2 separate regions of the Homo sapiens genome follow, and region 2 is linked to region 1. Evidence: chromatin contacts called from ENCODE Hi-C or POLR2A ChIA-PET data. All regions are on one chromosome and are shown on one strand. Each heading gives the region's core, a stretch centred on a gene start or an enhancer-like site at or near the end of the contact. The rest is flanking DNA. Distances are from core to core; before and after follow the strand shown.

The links. A loop is a pair of places that touch in the nucleus more often than their neighbours do. ChIA-PET counts read pairs that join two places held with the same protein, here RNA polymerase II (POLR2A). Pooled maps may share reads with other maps.
Region 2: a pooled map shows a loop between it and region 1 (2.9-fold over the local background). The contact joins two enhancer-like sites. A Hi-C loop is called at or near these places in 2 of 168 maps with a recorded cell type or tissue (PC-9 and ascending aorta) and 8 of 50 pooled maps. POLR2A ChIA-PET finds 5 or more read pairs at or near these places in 2 of 52 experiments (A673 and MCF 10A).

The regions. Positions count from the first base shown.
Region 1 is chr5:154,212,445-154,216,657 of GRCh38, forward strand. All of the region lies in intron 1 of GALNT10 (polypeptide N-acetylgalactosaminyltransferase 10), which reads left to right. Among named protein-coding and RNA genes, the nearest start is that of GALNT10, 24 kb to the left of the region's middle. Within about 2 kb of position 2,212, at least 3 of the 41 ENCODE cell types and tissues checked have a DNase peak (open chromatin) inside an H3K27ac peak, as active enhancers do; they include PC-9, where a contact is called at or near this core.
Region 2 is chr5:154,366,393-154,370,605 of GRCh38, forward strand. All of the region lies in intron 4 of GALNT10 (polypeptide N-acetylgalactosaminyltransferase 10), which reads left to right. Among named protein-coding and RNA genes, the nearest start is that of MIR1294, 21 kb to the left of the region's middle. RefSeq lists an enhancer at 3,648-4,213. Within about 2 kb of position 1,744, at least 15 of the 41 ENCODE cell types and tissues checked have a DNase peak (open chromatin) inside an H3K27ac peak, as active enhancers do; they include PC-9, where a contact is called at or near this core.

The sequences.
Region 1 (4,213 bases), core at 962-3,461:
GATGCTAAATATTAATACTTCACTTACGTTACTTCATTTAATGCTTTGAACTACCTTGTGGAGTTGCTGTCATCCCCATTTCACATTTTCGTCTGATTTCTCTGTTTGTCTTAACAACAGAGATTAATTCACAGATTACAAACATAAGGCTTAGAAAAAATTAAGTAACTTAAGCACGATGGCACAGCTTGTAAGTGAGTGAGTTACAGCTTGTAAGTGAGTGGTTAAGATCACAGGCTCCAGGCCGGGCATGGTGGCTCATGCCTGTAATCCCAGCACTTTGGGAGGCCGAGGCGGGCAGATCACAAGGTCAGGAGATTGAGACCATCCTGGCTAACAGGGTGAAACCCTGTCTCTACTAAAAATACAAAAAATTAGCCAGGCGTGGTGACAGGTGCCTGTAGTCCCAGCTACTCGGGAGGCTAAGGCAGGGGAATGGCGTGAACCCGGGAGGCGGAGCTTGCAGTGAGCGGAGATCGCGCCACTGCTCTCCAGCCTGGGCGACAGAGTGAGATTCCATCTCAAAAAAAAAAAAAAAAGATCACAGGCTCCAGAGTCAGACCTATGGGTTTAAATTTCAACGCTTCTACTTTAGAGCTTTGAGCAGGTGACTTTAACCTCTCTGTGCCTCAGTTTCCTAATCTGTAATATGCATATAAAACTATTCAATGTTCTCAGCACAGTGCCTGGCATGTGATGAGCATTAGGTGCTATTGCTACTATTATCAGCTCACAGTCAAACACAGCTATGCTCTCCTTGAGTTCTTTGCATTGGTTTGTTATAAAGAGTTGAGATGAGAGAAGTAAGTGGTAACTACAGCTACCACTCTTCATTTGTAGGGATTAAGAATTTGAAAGGAAAAACAACCTCTCCAGGCCGAACATTCCTACAGGTCTTAAATGACACATTCTGGCCATTCCCAGTTTCTCTCTGTTTTATGTCCATGAGGATATCAATGCTTTGAGGGATGCCTGGCCATTCCCCTCTCTGTATAGGCACACATAGTGGCTAAGCTGGGTTTCAGGAAGCTGAACTTGAGTTGACATCTTTCTTTGGAAATGCTTTCCCTCTTGAGGGGCAAGGGACACTGGCTTGGATATAAATCAGGATATCACAGGATATCAGTCATTCAGGATACAAGTCTATGCCGTGGGGTTATTTTTTTTTCCCTTACTGTGTGGCCCAGACTGAAGTGCAGTGATCATAGCTCACTGCACCCTCAAACTCTTGGGCTCAAGTGATCTTCCTGCTTCAACACCCCCGGTTGCTGGGACTATAGGCAGGTGCCACCATGCTGGCTAGTTTTTGTACTTTTTGTAGCGACAGGGATCTTGCTATGTTGCCCAGGCTGGTCTCAAGACTCCTGGCCTCAAGTGATCCTCCTGTCCTGGCCTCCCAAAATGTTAGGATTACAGGCACGAACCATGTGCACAGCCTGTATTGTGTATGCTAGAGCCAATTACTAAATCTTTCTGGGCCCCAAGGGTCTCTTTTGCAAGAAGGACATAGCAACTTCTCCCTTCCAGAGTTCTCCATCAGAAAGAGGATTGAGAGGGTATGTTATAGAAACTGTTCAACTCTAGTGCAAGGTTTTAGGAGTCTTCGTTTCCTTCCAGTTATTTGAGAAATGTGGCTTCTTCAAGCAACTGGAATACTGAAAGCCTTTTTGATGGGAATCACTCCTCCCTAACCACTTCCACCCACACCTTCTTTGGTAAAACATTTTTGAGAAAAATTGGTTTTGATCTGAATTCTGAGGACCAAAACAGCCTCCAAAAATCAAGCACAAAAAAAAAAATCAGCCTCCAAAATAAAAAACCAGGTGGTTCTCCTATTGAAAATTCAAACCTGATAACCAACCAGAGGGACTTATCTTTTAGAATTAATCTTTTTTCCATCTTTAATGAATTGGCATTTGTCTGCTCTGCCGGTTCATTGTGGAATTCAGCCTCATGTTTCATTGTGATCTCAGAAGCAGCGAGCACTCATCACCGGTGGGAATGATAGAGCCTAATTTGGAAAAAGGAGAAAAAAAACCCCAAACCTCCTCCCTTTCATTTCCTCACTTTAGACTAAAATGCTTCCTTTTTTAAACTTAAAAAAGGGACTAATTTTTTTCTTTTCAAAATTGGTTCAGATATGCATGAACCATTTTTTAAAAAATTATTGCACAACTCAGTATATTCATTACACACCGAGGTTATGAGTAAGTCTTCCCTGAATCATCTTGTGGTACAAAGTGACGGGAAGGGATTCAGTCAGCTACCTGTACAGGAGGCTCATTCTGTTTCTCTCCTCCATTTTCTCATTATGAAACTGTACTTTTCAGAAGACAAAAAGGGGAGAAGATAAGGGAAGAGGAGGAGGAAAATGTCAGAGGGAAACCTAGAGCTGTCAGCAATTACTGCTTTCCAACTGCCTAACCTCAGAGCAATTACTTAAACTCAGAGCCCCTGCCCCACTTCTGAAATGGGGATAATAACAGTAATGGCTATGTTGCAGGGCTGTGGCAATGATTAACTGAGAAAATACCCATGGGAAACATGCTTTGTAAATTCCATTATACTATTGTTGGTACTGAGATATGACTGCATATATGTATAACTTGTGTGATTCTTAAAAATTAATTTTAAAAGGGTTGCCTTTATTTTTAGAAACAGAGTTTGAGTTGGAAGGGAACGTTAGGAATCATTCAGTACGACGTGTCACCCTGGAGAGAAGTCCTCTCTATAGTTGCCTTCAAAGGTGTTATCTAGCCTGGGCGCAGTGGCTCACGCCTGTAATCCCAGCACTTTGGGAGGCTGAGGCGGGCGGATCACGAAGTCAAGAGATTGAGACCATCCTAGCTAACACAGTGAAACCCCGTCTCTACTAAAAAATACAAAAAATTAGCCGGGTGTGGTGGTGAGCACCTGTAGTCCCAGTACTTGGGAGGCTGAGGCAGGAGAATGGCGTGAACCCGGGAGGTGGAGCTTGCAGTGAGCCGAGATGGCGCCACTGCACTCTCCAGCCTGGGCGACAGAGCAAGACTCCGTCTCAAAAAACAAAAAACAAAACAAAACAAAAAAGGTGTTATCTAGGTATTGGCTTGAATAGCTCCAGGGATGTGGAGGTCACCACCTCTGTCTTTTCTTCTTTTTCCTAATTATCCCTGCCTTTTAGTTCTTCTAGACCTAAGATATAACAGTGATTTTCCTTCTCCTGAAGATAGACAGCAAAAGAATACTGTCATGGTTAAAAATGAATAAACATGCCACAGCATGCATTGTGAAGATCTGCCATCTGTGTGCATCGCTGCTGCAGGTATGTTAGCCAGTCTCCAAAGTGTTTGAACTACTTGTTCAAGGGGATCTGGTGTTCTCTGTAGCAGAAGCTACTGAGTTATTAGGGGTAAGGCTTCAGCCCTGGGGCAGAAGGAGGACTTGGCAGGGCCCTCTTAGCTCTGAGCATCTGCATACCTTTCTGTTTTTTAGCTGGTGGTTTATCTAGCTTTAGGTATATAAAGATTTATTTGAAAAGGTAGAGTTTGTGGCAGTAATTGTTACCTTCTCTTCTTCTCTCCTCTCTTTCCCCTCTGAAGTGGAGGGGAAACCTGTTTGTTTCATGCCAGCTTCTGCCACTGATGTTTTCACTGCTTTCTGTTCAAGATGTTATGGTGAGGGAGGAGGCAGAGACCAGGGTCAGGAGGATCTTGGAGATCATCCCAGCCAGCACTTTACAAACTGTCTCTGGAAGTTCACATGGATGCTTCAGTGTTTACATTGTTTCAAATTGTTAGCTCTTTTTAAAGTTGTAATAATAATAATATTATTTTTAAAAAATACTGCTATGTGTTATATACTGCATTTTTACGTGTTGAAGGTCACCAGCTTTTTCTTTTAACATCTGTTTAATTGAAGATAATCCTGAGATTATAGGGCAGGCTGTGTTTTTTAAAAAAATGTATCTACTTATTCATCAAATGCATCAACTCTCCATTAAATTAAAAAGATTTTTTTTAGCATTGGGCAACTAAAACCAAACAGAAAACTATACTTTGAGGCAGATGTAAGCTGCAAGCTGTTGTCTCCAATTCCTGAGTTCAGATTATTTGTGTTCATCAGAACAACCTCATTGTCCTCGTTGGTTAATTTTCAGTAAATAAATGTTATTAATTTGAAAATTAGAAATTTGTAATCATAAAATGCACCTCCAAGTCTTACCAATTGAAAG
Region 2 (4,213 bases), core at 494-2,993, 150 kb after region 1:
TTGAAAACCCCTGAATTTTCCTTTAAACTGGAGCTACGAGGTAAAAATAAAAATTTTAAAAAAGAAAAAGAAAACCCCTGAATTAGAGGGTGAGTGAGTCAGCCGGATGTTGGAGCTATGTTGGTCTTTGACTAAGGGGGTTAGGTCCAATTCCCTCAGATCTGCTGTGTCCTTGATGTTTTCCAGCTGCTGAGACAATAGGCCCATAGATACCAAAAGCTCCAATACACACCTTTTCCTGGCAACTCTTATGGTGGTAGGAAAGACAACTAAAAAAGGCCCTCTGGAGTCTTTGGGAGAAGGAAATTGGCTATTTGGGAATAACCTCTTCCTCCACCTATTGGTACTTCAGAGATCTCAAGTCAACAGAAAATGATTCTGGTAATGATCTATTGAGGTAAGCAATGCAATGATAGTCCTGTGTATAAAACCCTGGGCACATTGTTGTCCATTCTCAGAAGGCTAGTAACAATAGCAATAGTAACCATGGTATGTCATGCAGAGTACTAGCCTTGGGTCAGGGGCCGTGGCAGAGGACCACCTGTCTCAGGATCAAGTGGGCCACCTTTTAACATTATAGGTTCCAGGCTGTGCCCTAGGCCAGGGTTTTTCAGATGGTAGGAGTAGACTCATTGGAAGGTCATAAAATCAGTTTACAGGGTCATCATGTCCAGGATTTTAACAAAAATAGAATACAAGAGGATAGAATAGAAAAAAATAAATGTATCCCAGTGAATCACACCTTGTATTTCAGTTATATGTGTGTGTATACTTTTGTATATATTTGTTTCAGGTCATGATGTAAAATGTATTTCTTTCTATGAGTCACAGTCAAAGGTTTGAAAGCCACTGTTCCCAGACATGTAGAATCAGAATCTGTGAGACTACCTCAGCATCTGTGTGGAAACCAGTTTCCCTGGGGGTTCTTGGGGCTGAGGTTTGAGAACCTTTGCTGTGAGCCCTATTGGGATATGTGTTCATTTGTCAGACCTTTTCTCACTTGAAGGTGAGAGGACGGAAACAGAGCAGCCAGGCTAGGTGGGGACCAGTGTGAATCTGAGGGCTGTGCTCAGAGACAGGAGGAGGGATGGGAGGGCACCCAAGCCAGCACCCACCCGCTCGCAGGTTTGCTGGGGTAGGGGGCAGAATAGTCTTGGATTCCTTAAAGAACTTCAGTTTTGGCCAGGCACAGTGGCTCACACCTGTAATCCCAGCACTTTGGGAGGCCGAGGTGGGCGGATCATGAGGTCGTGAGATCAAGACCATCCTGGCTAACATGTTGAAACCTCGTCTCTACTGAAAATACAAAAACAAAATTAGCTGGGAGTGGTGGCGGGCACCTGTAGTCCCCGCTACTCAGGAGGCTGAGGCAGGAGAATGGCATGAACCCAGGAGGCGGAGGTTGCAGTGAGCCGAGATCGCGCCCCTGCACTCCAGCCTGGGTGACAGAGCAAGACTCCGTCTCAAAAAAAAAAAAAAAGAGAGAGACTCAGTCTCAAAAAAAACAAAAAGAAGAACTTCATTTTTCTATTATTCTAGCAGGAAACATGGGATTCTGGTTTTGATCATTTAGAGTTCCTAATATGATCAAGATGGCCTAGGTTGATTTTTCTAAACTCACCTTCGGCATTATGTCACACCAGTGATCTGATCCTCAAACCTTTAGCATGCCTAGGAATCACAGGGAAGGCTTGTTAAAATCCGGCTCAGTGGGCCCCACCCATCTGCTTCAGTAGGTTTAAGGTGAGGCCTAAGAATGGACATTTCTACTAAATTCCCAAATAATGCTGATGCATCTGGTCTGGACTCACACTTTGAAAACCACTGTGTGAGATCACCAGAAAGGAATGTACCCAGCATAGATCCTGGCACAGCAGGAGCTCAGGAAATGCTTTCTTGATTAAACTGGACTGAATTCTCCTCAGCAGAGATGCTCTCGCTGAGGTTCAGTCGGCTCTCTGCTTTCAATGGTGCAAGAAATGGCTGGTTGATATTGAATTGTATGCTTTAAATGGGTGAATTGCATAATATGTGAATTATATCTCAGTAAAGCTGTTATCAAAAAGAAGAGGAGGAGGAAAGGAAGGGAAAAAAAAGAAATGGCCGGCTTTCCAAGCTGCTCATCAAAAGTGTCCATTATGCCTGAAATTGTCTTACAAGCGGACTCATGTCAAAGGAAAACAAAGGTCCTCTAGCTGAACTCTGAGCTTCCTTTCAGCTCTGCCACTCTCTAAAATTCCTCCTGGGGCTCTGAGCCAGAAAAAGTATGTCTTTCCTGAAGGGCTGATCTGTTTCCCTTTTCCAAACAGTAAATGATGCTTAAATGCCTGTGCATTTCACCTGCCAAAACCCGTCCTGATATAAACATAGCTTTCCTTCTCAACTTGTCTTTTTAATTTTCCTGCTGTTTATATTTACCTGTCTATAAGTTTTTCAAGCAAGGGAAAGCCTTAGACATCCTAGAGGACTAGGGTTGGAAACTGGTATTTGCCAGGCAGAATAGAGAGACTGAGGGCATTGAGAGGTGGTGTAGTTGCATGGTTAATAATAACAGCTTTGGAATCAGAAATACCTGCTATGATTCCTGGCTGTCACCTACCAGCTGTCTGAAAACAGATTCACACAAAACTTCTATGAGACTCATTTTCTCTTTGTCTAAGAAAGTTGTCACAAGAGAGTGGTCACTAAGAGAGTTGTCACAAGAATGAAATGAGGCCAGGTACAGTGGCTCATGCCTGTAATCCCAGCACTTTGGGAGGCCGAAGTGGGTGGATCACTTCAGATCAGAAGTTCGAGACCAGCCTGGCCGACGTGGCGAAACCCCATCTCTACAAAAAATACAAAAATTAGCCAGGCATGGTGATGCAGGTCTGTAATCCCAGCTACTCAGGAGGCTGAGGCAGGAGAATCACTTGAACCCAGGAAGCGGAGGCTGCAGTGAGCTGAGATGGCACCACTACACTCCAGCCTGGGTGACAAAGTGAGACCTCGTCTCAAAAACAAACAAAAAAAACCCCAAAAAGAATGAAATGAAGCAATGTGTATGATAGACAGCAACAGGGCCTAGGCACGTGGTAAGCACCTGACAAATCTTGACGATGATAAAGGTGAGGGCCCACCTCATCTTAACATTTCCTTTGGTTGGAAACACCGGAGTATCAAAACAGGATAAAAGATGATGCTGTTTACTAACGTGTACCCTCCTCTCTCTCCAAATGGATTGCCAGTACCTTGTGACACACCAAGATTTACAAGTGAATAAGTCTATCCCAGGAAACAGATGAACTATGGTGCTTTAAGAGCAGAAGCCAAGCAGAGCCAAGATTTGACAAGACCCGGGACACCTACAGGTCCCAGAGCCAGTCCAAGCCTCTGCAAGGTTAGCAGCACCCCAGCAGCCAGAGAACCAATGCTGGTGATGCTGCTGACTCATCTGGTTGGTGGCCCCCTCCCTGCTTCCCTTCTGCTGCTCCTCCTCTTCTTCCCTCTTGGGCTGCTCCATGGGGTGCTCTCCCAGATGCTCTGCGTCCTGCCAGAGCATGGGACAGTAGAGCTCTTCTACTTTTGGCGCTCCTCAGTGCTGTTTCTGCAAGGCTCAGTGGCATCAGAGATTGAAACTCTGAAATATTCCACTTGGGAATTGATCTGATTACACAGAGTAGTGAAGATTCCTGAACGAAGCAAACTATATCTGAGTCCTATCTTCAGCACATAACTTGTTAGCTGTGTAGCCTTGGACAAGAAATGTTTTCTGGACCTTGTCTTGAAGTGAAGGTGTTGAACTGGGACCTGCTTCCCTCACAGGGTTGTGAAAATCAGATGAGATGAAGGTTCGCAGACGCCTCTGGCTTGGGTGCTAGGCACGAGGACACCCTGGTGAGAGGAGCATTCACAGAACTTGCCCTCATAAGCTTAGGGTTGAGTGAAAGAGACAGTGAGGAATTCCATAAATATGCAGGGTAATCTGAGCTGAGTGCCTTGAAGGATGAGTTCCAGGCCTTTGCAAGGGGCTGACCTAGGAACCTGCTGTGGTTTGGGTACATCAGGAAAGGCTTTGTAAGGAGTTGAATTGGCACTGGGATCTGAAGGATGAGCAGGAGTTAACTGGGAGGAATTGTATGGAGGCTTTGGGATGTCAACCAATCCAGGTAGAAGGACGAGCACGGGCAGAGAACCTGAGGCTGAAGGAGACATCCTGGGGCCTTTGAACACC